Linked DNA regions of Mus musculus: region 2 is linked to region 1. The links are chromatin loops, found by intact Hi-C in ENCODE. Cell type or tissue: left cerebral cortex. All regions are shown on one strand. Each heading gives the region's core, and the rest is flanking DNA. Links, peaks and the distances in the headings are about the cores only.

The links. Hi-C counts contacts between places; a loop is a spot of excess contacts. Peaks named below come from ENCODE experiments on the same cell type or tissue, not always from the same donor. Only the 100,000 strongest peaks of a DNase experiment are listed, where the experiment ranks them.
Region 2: it touches region 1 in a loop (1.9-fold over the local background); 1 of 42 quality-filtered maps calls a loop at or near these places.

Annotation. Positions count from the first base shown.
Region 1 is chr1:114,163,952-114,169,341 of GRCm38, reverse strand. No RefSeq gene overlaps it. Among named protein-coding and RNA genes, the nearest start is that of Gm32985, 230 kb to the right of the region's middle. In left cerebral cortex, for the core only: no CTCF peak of the experiment used is centred there; a DNase peak (open chromatin) is centred at 2,732.
Region 2 is chr1:113,989,494-113,994,883 of GRCm38, reverse strand. No RefSeq gene overlaps it. Among named protein-coding and RNA genes, the nearest start is that of Gm32985, 57 kb to the right of the region's middle. In left cerebral cortex, for the core only: no CTCF peak of the experiment used is centred there; a DNase peak (open chromatin) is centred at 2,227.

The DNA of each region.
Region 1 (5,390 bases), core at 203-5,202:
AAGGAAGATGTCAGTAAGCATCATTCCTTCATGGACTATACTTCAGTTCCTGCTTACAGGGTCCTTCCTTAAATTCTTCTCTTGAATTCTTCTGATGATAGCTTGTAACCTTGAAAATTAGTTCTATTCTTGCCTAGCTAAGTTTGGTCATGGTGTTTTTTCACAGCGAGAGAAATGAAACTAATGCAATTTTGTGTGTGTACTTAAACCTTTACTCTGCTATTGATAGATGTACATTATGCCTAATTTGGTATGCAGTGTTCAGATTTTGAGCATTTTTACATTCTAGTTATACTTTATTGAAAGTGGAGTGTTGAAGAGTCCAGCTGTTATCATGGAATTCATATTTCTTCCCTTAATTCTGTTAGATTTTGAAACATATGCTTGAAAATTTGGTTTAATGCCTATATATAAATAGTTGCTATATGTTAAAAGAACTTAATTCTGACTTCTTTCCTCATTTTATTTTAAATGGAAAAGTCTCCTGGGATTTATTTTCAGTTGTCCTCTTTTATAAGAACATTGTCATTAGCTGAATAAATCCAACTCAAGCCTTTAAATTAATCTCTACAGTAATATTATGGTATTTTTTTTTTTGTTTTTTCTATCATGAAACACTCTGCCCTTGACCAGCTTAATGAGTAGAGAAAAGAATCTATGTAGCTTACACCCTGCAGGTCAAAGTTGATGACTAAGGTAAGTGAGGTTGCTTAAATATGCTTGACCCAGGAAGTGGCATTATTAAGAAGGGTAGCCTTTTTCTAATAGGTGTGGCCTTTTTAGAAGACTTGTGTCACTGTGAGGGTGGGCTTTGAGACCCTTCTCACAGCTGCCTGAGGTGTCATTATTTTCTTGTCAGCCTTCTAATCAAGATGTAGAAATTCTACCTCCTCCCATGCCATGTCTGCCTAAACACTGAATGTCCCCACCTTATTGATAATGGACTGATCTTTGAACCAGAAATCAGCCACAATAAAAAGTTGTCCTTTTTTTAATTAGATATTTTCTTCATTTACATTTCAAATGCTATCCCCAAAGTCCCCTATACCCTTCATCCCACCCTGCCCTGCTCCCCAACCCACCAACTCCTGCTTCCTGGCCCTGGCATTCCCCTGTACTGGGGCATAAAATCTTCACAAGACCAAGGGTCTCTCCTCTCCATGATGGCCAACTAGGCCATCATCTGCTACATATGCAGCTAGAGACACAAGCTCTGGGGGTACTGATTTGTTCATATTGTTGTTCCTCTTATAGGATTGCAAACCCCTTCAGCTCCTTGGGTACTTGCCCTAGCTCCTCCATTGGGGACCCTTGTTCCATCCAATAGATGACTGTGAGCATCTAATTCTGTATTTGCCAGGCACTGGCATAGCCTCACAATAGACGGCTATATCAGGTTCCTGTCAGGAAAATCTTGTTGGTATATGCAATAGTGTCTGGGTTTGGTGCCTGTATATGGGATGGATCCCCAGGTAGGACAGTCTCTGGATGGTCCTTCCTTCAGTCTCAGCTCCAAATGTTGTCTCTGTAACTCCATCCATGGGTATTTTGTTCCCCATTCTAAGGAGGAACAAAATATTCACACTTTGTTCTTCCTTTTTCTTGAGTTTGATATGTTTTGCAAATTGTATCTTGGGTATTCTAAGTTTCTGGGCTGATATCAACTGATCAGTGAATACATAACATGAGAGTTCTTTTGTGACTGGATAACCTCACTCAGGATGATATCCTCTAGATCCATCCATTTGCCTAAGAATTTCATAAATTTATTGTTTTTAATAGCTGAGTAGTACTCCAGGTTTAGCTCAATGGGAGCTTGCTTGCCTAGGAAAGTTGTCCTTTTTTAAGATTTATCTTTGCCATGGTGTCTCTTCAAAGCAATGGAAATCTTGACTAAGACAGGAATTAAAGGCAGAAACTGGAAAAAATGTGGACTTGGGCTGTTGCTGACTTGCTTATTGCTGTTGCTGATCATGCTTAGTTAGATTTTTTATATAGATCAGGGTAACCTATCTATGGATAAAATGTCCTATAATAGGCTGAGCCCTCCTACATTAATTAGAAATGAAGGCATTTCCCCCAAAATATATCCAGAGGCCAATTTGGTCTAAGCAACCCTCAATGGAGACTCTTTCGTGATTCTTAGCTGTGGCAAGTTGACAGTCATGCTAATTAGGACAAACAATGACTTCCAGCTTCTCTTCTGTTCTATAGGTATCTTATCTAAATTTTTCTTAAAACATAACTGTTAGATTATTCTCTTTTAAATGCCTTATTAGCTTCAGAAATATGCCTTCCACCCTTCGATAATATTCTGGAGCTCCTATCTCCTACTAGAAACAATTACTCTGCCAATATAAGTTGTGAAATCTACACTCTTGTTGCCTCCACTCTTGTCACCAATGCAATCCACCATCCACAGTGCTGTAGTCACTTCTTATGTGTTTTCAATTATCCCCATCTTATCAATCCAATTTCCACACAAAAAAAATCATTTGTTAATTAATCAGTTCATGGTCCTTGTTTTTGTGATTTCCTATGTGCACCCTATTGTTTTCCACTTTGAATGAAATCCAACTTCTTTACCAAAAACTTCAAGTCCCTCTGTGAGTTTAGACTGAGTTGGTGCCCTACCATTTTCAAATTTCATCTTTTACCAAAATATGTCTGTTTCCTTCTCATTTTAGGGTTTTGGCACTTGCTCATCCATATATTTGTAACTATGTGTATATCATGGCAGCAGTTTGAGGCAGATGCTCTTGTGATATTCAGTCAGGAAGCCAAGGCAGATGGAAGCTGTTGCCCACCTTCCTTCCTTACCCTTTTATTTAATTCAGATTTTCAGACCATAGAATGACACTATTCAAAGATTAGGTCTTCTCACTTTACTTAACTCAATCTAACAACTCCCTCACAAACATATTCAGAGCACTGTCTCATAATGAAAGTAGATCCCATCAACATGACAGTGTTAATCATAACCCCATAACTTTTCTTAACTGATAAATTTTCACCATTTAGCCTTACCTTTAATATTTAATAATTTAGTAATATTTAATATTACTCCTTAAATAATTTTCCAATCATCTGAAATTCAACCTCCTCATGCACATTCCAGATACTATCACAGCTCCAGATCCACTTCAAAGCACATCCCATTTTACAACATTCATAGTGCTTAGTTGAGTTGCCATTTGAAACATTCTGCTGCCTTATTAGTCTAATTGTAGGAGGAATGGCAGTGGATGCCTCTGCATAAATGCCAGGGGACACAGCCACAAAAGCAATTCCTACAGGAGGACCTAGTTGTAGTCTGGCTGAGAGACCAAGAATTGGTGACACAAACAAAGCCAACCAATTGAGAACTTCTGTTTGGAAAAGATGTTTGCTGGGAACCAATGAGATGTGGGTGGAGGGTATGAAAAGTGTTCAGATGGCCTGAGTACTTACTTGCTCCCAGAGTCTTTGCCATTGATTCCTTACCCCCTCATCTCCAATCTCTAAGGGCAAGTAGGGTGGTACAGCAGGTATTCTAAGGCATAGGCAGTATCTGAGTATCTGGTGCCTAACTACATTATCCTCATTCTGTGGCTGCTTTTGAACCTCCTTTACTGGGGGAGGGGACTGTTTGTTTCCTCCCTGTGGTCACAGGGCTGTGTTCACAGTAGGACCTGATTTGATCCTCTTCTCCTTGTGGTGCTGCTGTTGTGGCACCTTTGGTTGCTTGTTGGGTGAGTTGGCCCTTAGTGTTTTATCTTGTGAACCCTGCAAAGGGGAACACTTAAACCTCATTTTTGTCTTTTTTGTCTGTTTGTGCTGGTGACTGTCATACTTTCACTTTCTATTTAGGTTTAAGACTGAGCACTGTTTTCTTTGTACTTTCTCTTATTTTGTCTGCTCACCCTGGCAACTGACATGCATTCACTTTAGGTTTCCATTTGAGGCTGAGTTTGTGGGCATTTACTCTGTCTTCTTTGTCCTTGCTTGTTTCTACAAGAAACTCACTTTCACTTCGCTTGTATTCATCCCAGTACCTTACAAAGAGGCTGTTCTCTCGGGCCATGGTATGGGAATAGGCTTCCAAATGCCCTTTCCATATCAGGGACATTGTGAAGGCACACAACCTTTGAGCTATACTGTGTGGGATTCCCCTGCCTTGTATGAGACTTTTGTCACCTAGTCAGTCCTATCTGTCTCATCTGTTCATTGTTTGATTTTGTTGCATTGCATCTTTTTGTGTCATTATGGGTTCTCTTCTTCCCAACTTCAAGGAATCCCAAATTAGGGTGCTGAAAACCCTTCTGGTTACAGGCAGTCTCAAGGTTAAAACTTATGATATGGATTAATTTTGAGAAGAGGCTGCTATTTTGCACCTCCCTCCCCAGATATCACCAAAGAACATTTGGACACAGGTGACCCTGAACTCTGCATACATGTTTTCTTCCTCAGTACTCAAGGTTGAGGCATAGTCTGGTACCCCTTCCTTGTTCTTTTTCCCCATCTTCCTTGCAGTCATCGCCAATCTTAAGAATTCTTCTCCAAAGCAAGTGGTGGCCACCATAACAGACACTGACAAAATCAAGCTGGTATTCACCTTTTCATTACTGACCCCATCCACTTTCTCCAAGCAGATAGGATGATCTCAGCTATGAGAGTGAGGTAGCTGTCCTCTAGTCCTGCTGTCCCAGGTCCCTCACTGACTATTCTTTCTCTTCCTGCTCCATTACAGGTACCCCTAAGCTTACAGCTAGTGTGATCTAGTGGTACTTTGCCTTTGGCAACACTCCTAGAGTGGCCACTTCTGTGATGTCTGCCATACTGCCTTTTCCCTGGGGGCTTCATTCTCCTCAAGCATATTATGAGGCTTTTCCTGGCAATCTTGGCCCTGATGTGGCAACTAGGGCCACGTTCCGAAATCCTCTGGCAGACTTGACACTAATCAGAAAAGCTGCCAATGATTCTGGCTCTGAACACCCTTATTTTGAATAAGTATTAAAGCAATGACCATGCACCTCCAGAGTTATTATGATTGGTATAATCTCATTAAGTCAATGCTCAACCCAACCGTGTTTCTTTATTGGAGGACTGCATATCATGACTTGGCTGAGAATCAGGCTAGAATTAACATGGAATATAAGCTTAATGCTACTTTTGACATGCTGACTGTCCACAGGGCATACATTAACCCAGGGTACTCTCAGACTACATGCTTATTTTAACCAGATGGCTGATCTTACCTTTAAGGCCCCTAAGGTCTACACCCCTTAAGACCCCTCTGCTTCCTGTTACAACCTTATCCATTGCTCTGGGGAGTCCTTCACATACTTCCTGTCCCATGTGACTGAGGCAGTAGAAAGGCAGGTTGACGCTGGCCCAACTAGAGACAGGCT
Region 2 (5,390 bases), core at 109-5,108, 170 kb after region 1:
CATTCTATGTTCCTAAGCATAACTAGAGAAGTTTCTCTAAATAAAGAAGAAAATAGAAATATCACTACAAATGTTGGCATATCTCTTTATAAATGTGCAACCCATATGTAAATATACATGTAAGACCAGTGAATTACAGCAGACACTTCTCCCTTAATAAGAATTTCAAATGCACATTTACACATCTAGTTTACTATAACCAGAAGAGGGGAAATTTAGTAAAAGCAACTCAATGTTTTGTTGTTGTTATTGTATAATAGTAGTAGAAGTAGTAGTAGTAGTTGTAGTCGTAGTGGTAGTAGTAGTAATGGTAGTAGTCATCATTGTTGTTGTTGTGATCATTTTACTCTCCCATATGTATATTGTGCCACCATTTCATGAACAGCTCATCCTAGCTTTGACCAACCTGGCTTTGAGTATCCCCAAACACTCATCTGTAAAACCAGAGAGAGAAGAATGAACAGGGCACTCTGTATTCTATACATAAATGAGGCATCAGGCACCTGTACACATTTCACTGTCCATTTGTGTTTCATTTTTAAAGCACAATTGCAAAGACAACATTATTAAGAATAAGTTGAAAGACAAATGGCAAAGGCTCGGTGAGTAAAGCACTTGCATTGCATGCTTGAAGACGTGAGTTATGATCCCCAGAATCACCACACAGACTGCATTTAATAAAGTCAAGCTTCTCGTTGGAGCCATGGCATGTGAAGAGACACACAACATGGCAAGACACAGATTTCCTGGGTGTCAGTAGAGTCTCACACCTCAACATCCACCACACGTGAGCTTTGGTACCCTCAGAAAAAATAATGCCTTCACACCACAGTCCAAGTCTATCAAAGACCACGTTAAAGCCCTCAGTTTACCTTTTGCTATTGGTGATCTCTTTGTACTCATGACTTTCATGATCTCCATATGTTCTCTGGAAGAAACCATACCTCGTCAGCATAGGCAATGAACAAGCAATAAAAATGCACTCCTCTCAAAGTAAATGCTTTTTCGGTTCACCATGCAAACCAACCCTCTTTCTTTCTTTCTTTCTTTCTTTCTTTCTTTCTTTCTTTCTTTCTTTCTTTCTTTCTTTCTCTCTCTCTCTCTTTCTCTCTCTCTCTCTCTCTCTCTCTCCCTTTCTTTCTTTCTTTCTTTCTTTCTTCTTTCTTTCTTTCTTTCTTTCTTTCTTTCTTTTTTTCATGTGTATGTGTATGTGTGTGTATTGTGCATGTGTGCTTGCACGTATGTGAGTCTGTCTGTTTGATTGTTTGCAGGTTTGGCTTCTAGAGGTACAAAACAATTTGTAGCTGGCTATTCTTTCCATGATGTAGGTCTAGGGGATTAAACTCATCAGACTTGGACACAAGTGAAAAATTCACTGAGACATTTCACTGAGTCATTTCACTGGCCCCACATAGTACTTTCTTTCTTTCTTTGTTTTTGTTTTTTTTTTTTCTGTGTTAATCATTTTTTCTATTTTTTATTAGATATTTTCTTCACACATAGTACTTTCTTATCATAGGTGAAGTCTCAGGTGTGTCTGTGAATATTACTAAATTATAAACAAGACTTACTAACATGAAATGAGTTTGTTTTGTTATAACTACTTCACTAGAACCACTGGAAACCTCCAGGGAACTCATCACTGATGCACACACACAAATCTTTTTATTCAAATCTGAACCCAGGATGCAAACCTCCCTGATTTGCAGGTTAGGGAATTCAATGCTTGGATCTAGTGACGTGGGGTTTATATAGGGGACATGCATAAGCTGGAGCTTTCGAGCCTTGGCATTACATGATGAGGTATGGAGAAAATAATGCTATACTTCAAAGTGATAACATTTGTTCAGACAGCAAGGAGGGACCATACATCTAGAAAAGGACTTCTTTGACCTGGGAAAGAATAATTCGTCCCATTATCAGTGACTAGTACATTCTTTCCTGTTGTTACAAGCTAGTCATAGCTGTTATGTCTCTTCTTGACTGCTGGGAAAGCTCGGTTGTCTCTTTCACGTAGCTTAAGGGTGAGGGGTCTTATCACCTCAAGGACATCAATTTTTCTGCTTTCCCCAAGGACATGAGACAACTGCATAGGAGGGAATGTTGGCTGTGAGGCAGGAACAGGGGGTGGCATGGTAGTGCTGCTGCTAAACTCAGATGTCAGGGCTTTCACTGTGAGGAATACTGGCAGCTTTCTGTCTCAACAGTTTACATGTGGGCCAGAACTGTGAAAATAAAGAACTTTTATTTTCTCTCTTCCTTGCCTTTTGCAATGTTACATATTATAAGAAAGATAAAATGAAAGCTGAGGAAATGTGCATATGGAGATTTTGCTGTCTCATAAGGAGTCATAAATGAAGTGAAAAAAAAAATCTTTCTTGGGAAACAGCTTGTCCACTAACTCAACAGTTTCAGCCTGCTCTCACCTTCAACATGGTATTTTCTAGGAAATTTCTAAGCTCTGTGATATGATTACAGGATTGTGGCAATTTCATGGTATGATGAAACTAAATTGCTTTATCTGCTGAGGAAAGTAAGTCATCAAAAGGCTGCCCTTTTTTTTCCCCAAGATAACAACACAAGAATCTGGTACAAGTTGAAGACAGGACATACTCAGCCACTACACAAAAGCCTTGCCAAAGAGAGGGCTATAATTCACTCTTTCTGTAATTTCCACTAATACCAAAACACAGTGCAGAAAACATGAGAATTTGAATGTCTGGGGTCAGCAGGTGGGGACCACTCATGAGACCCAGGCAACAAAAGACCAGGGGAGTTCAGCAAAACAGATGCAAAAGTCGGTATTGCCAACTCTTAGATTTTTTTTTTCACTAGAACAGGAAAGTGAGACCTGTGTGTGCTATCTCAGTTTATAAATTTCCCAATTTTTCTATTAAGGTATACTGTGTGAATCAAATGATCCCAATTAATAATCAGATATATAGTAGTATTTCAGCTACATGTCTAAAACACTGAGACATCCTGAACAGCCTTAGCACCAGGAGGTTCAGTGATCATTGGTATAGATTGGAATGACTTTTGGATGCTCCTGTGTTAGGGCTGTTGGTTGGGGAGTGCTTATGTATAAGCATATGTGAGCTTGTTAAAGTCAGAAATCAACCTCAGCTGTCCTATCTCAGACACACTTCCCTCCAAATTTTTAATTAATGTATTTGTTTTTAAAGATTGTTGATTTGTCTGTGTGCATATCTGTGTATTATCACTGTACCAGAAGCCAGAAAAAAAAGTGTGAGATCCCCTGGAAATGGAATTAAGGATGAATGAAAGCAACAGTGTGGGTGCTGGAAATCAAACCTTGGTGTTCTGACAGAGAAGCCAGTACTCTTAACCACGTTCACAATTCACAGATTCTACTAAACCCCAGACTCTAAGGATCTTCCTGTCTCCGTATCCTCACTATTGGGATTACAAGTGTAATCATCACAGCCAGTATTTTAACCTGGGTTCTAGTGATCCAAGTCAGTTCAAGTTCAAATGAGAAGCAACTTACTGACTTTACTTATATCTTTTCTTGTTTCTTCATGTAACTGTTATTAAAACCCTTGAGCTGAGTGATTACCCAGAAGTACTGCTCTATATGCCATGATTAGACAAAGAGTATTCTTGTCTCTGGAGTAGGAAACAATTGGATGCTATGTTCTACCAATCTGTTATCAAAGAATAACCGGCTGCAAACTACTGAGAACAAAAAATACTTATTGCTTAGTTGTACAGACGAAGATATATTCAGGCTGAAATTCATGAAAAACTAAAAAAAAAAAAAAAAACCAACAAACACAAACAAATAAGCAATAAATAGTCAATTTGTTGTTGAAAACCTATTGAAAGGTGCTCCATAAGTCTAAGATCCCCTGTTTAGGAACTTAGCCCAGTCAGAAAACTGGTTGTCTCAAAGTGTAAGCACCCAAGTTTAATCCCCAGAACCAATGTATAAAAAACTGTGCATCGTTGCATGCATTTGAAAAACCATCACCATAGAGGCAGAGTTAGGGCTCCCTGGGTTTCACTGTCACCCAGCCTGGCCTTCTACTAAGTGAGCTCCAGGCTAATGAAAGATGGTCTTTCAAAGATATGGTAGATTCATCCTAAGGAGCAGCACTGGAGTTTGTCTTCCAACTTCCACATACAGAAGACATGAATATTCTCTTATGTACCTTTACACATGTGCACTCAAGAGCAAGTCTGTAAACATACAAACCCATACACACATGTACACACACACACACACACACACACACACACATGCACATACAAATATCACACACTTACACACACACAAATACACACACATACACACACATACACATACATATACACACGCACACACATATACACATGCACACACATGCAAAAGCACAAGCACATGTAAATGCACATGTGTGCTTCAATTCCCACTTCATTTCAAAAGTTATGTGACCTTGGGAAATCTCCCCTTACTTTTTTAGACTGCAAACGTTCACCACATTATGTACATGGCTCAGGATTTCACCTTTCTGGGAGTCCTTGACAGTGATGTTCCGTACTGTTCTACTGATATTTTGCTTTCAGTGTAATTACCAGGAGAGCATTCTGAATGCAGTCATCTCAGAATTGAGACTCAACAAATGGAGTCATTACTTTTTTAACCACGTTAAAGAAGAAAGCATAAAAAAGCTCCAGCTCTCATGCAATGCTCTCTAAAGGACAAATGATTTTCATTTAAGTTCTGACATAATTATAATATTGACTGTTAAAATTCACAGTGCTCAGTAATCCCTCTTGAATAATTGCATTATTACCAGCCCATCCAGAGGCTCATAATTGACTTGCCTGGAGGTTGCTAGGAAAACATTCACTAAGTGGAATGCGTAAGGGGAATTAACCAATGGGACCTGGAAGTGATGGGCTTTTCTCCCTGAGTTCACTCCAACAAGAAGAGGCAGAAAAAGAATGCCTGGAGCAGGACTTTGCTGCCACCTGAGAGAGTCTTACCCCACAGGGACCAACACGGCCTCAGCTGTGCTGAAGTCAGATGCTATGCATCACTGCCTTCTCTTCTTCCCATTTATTAAGTCGTAGCTATACTTCATAATCGTCACTTCTCGGTAGGTACTTGTGAGTTGTATAACAGGAAGTGTTATTTTCAAGCACATTTGTAGAGGGACATTGGTGTGGCCAATCCCAGGTAGCTCCCCATACATCTTATCCTCCAGGATTATAGGCCTTCCAAATGACAGCAAACAAGACCCTATGAACAAGCAGAGACACAGGGTCACAGCTTTTAGGGTCACAGCTCACATCAAGATCATACAGACTTCAAATATGTCTTATTGCACAGAGCAATTCACACTGTAGACATTCTGGCAGGAACAAATATGTTCTCAGCAGAC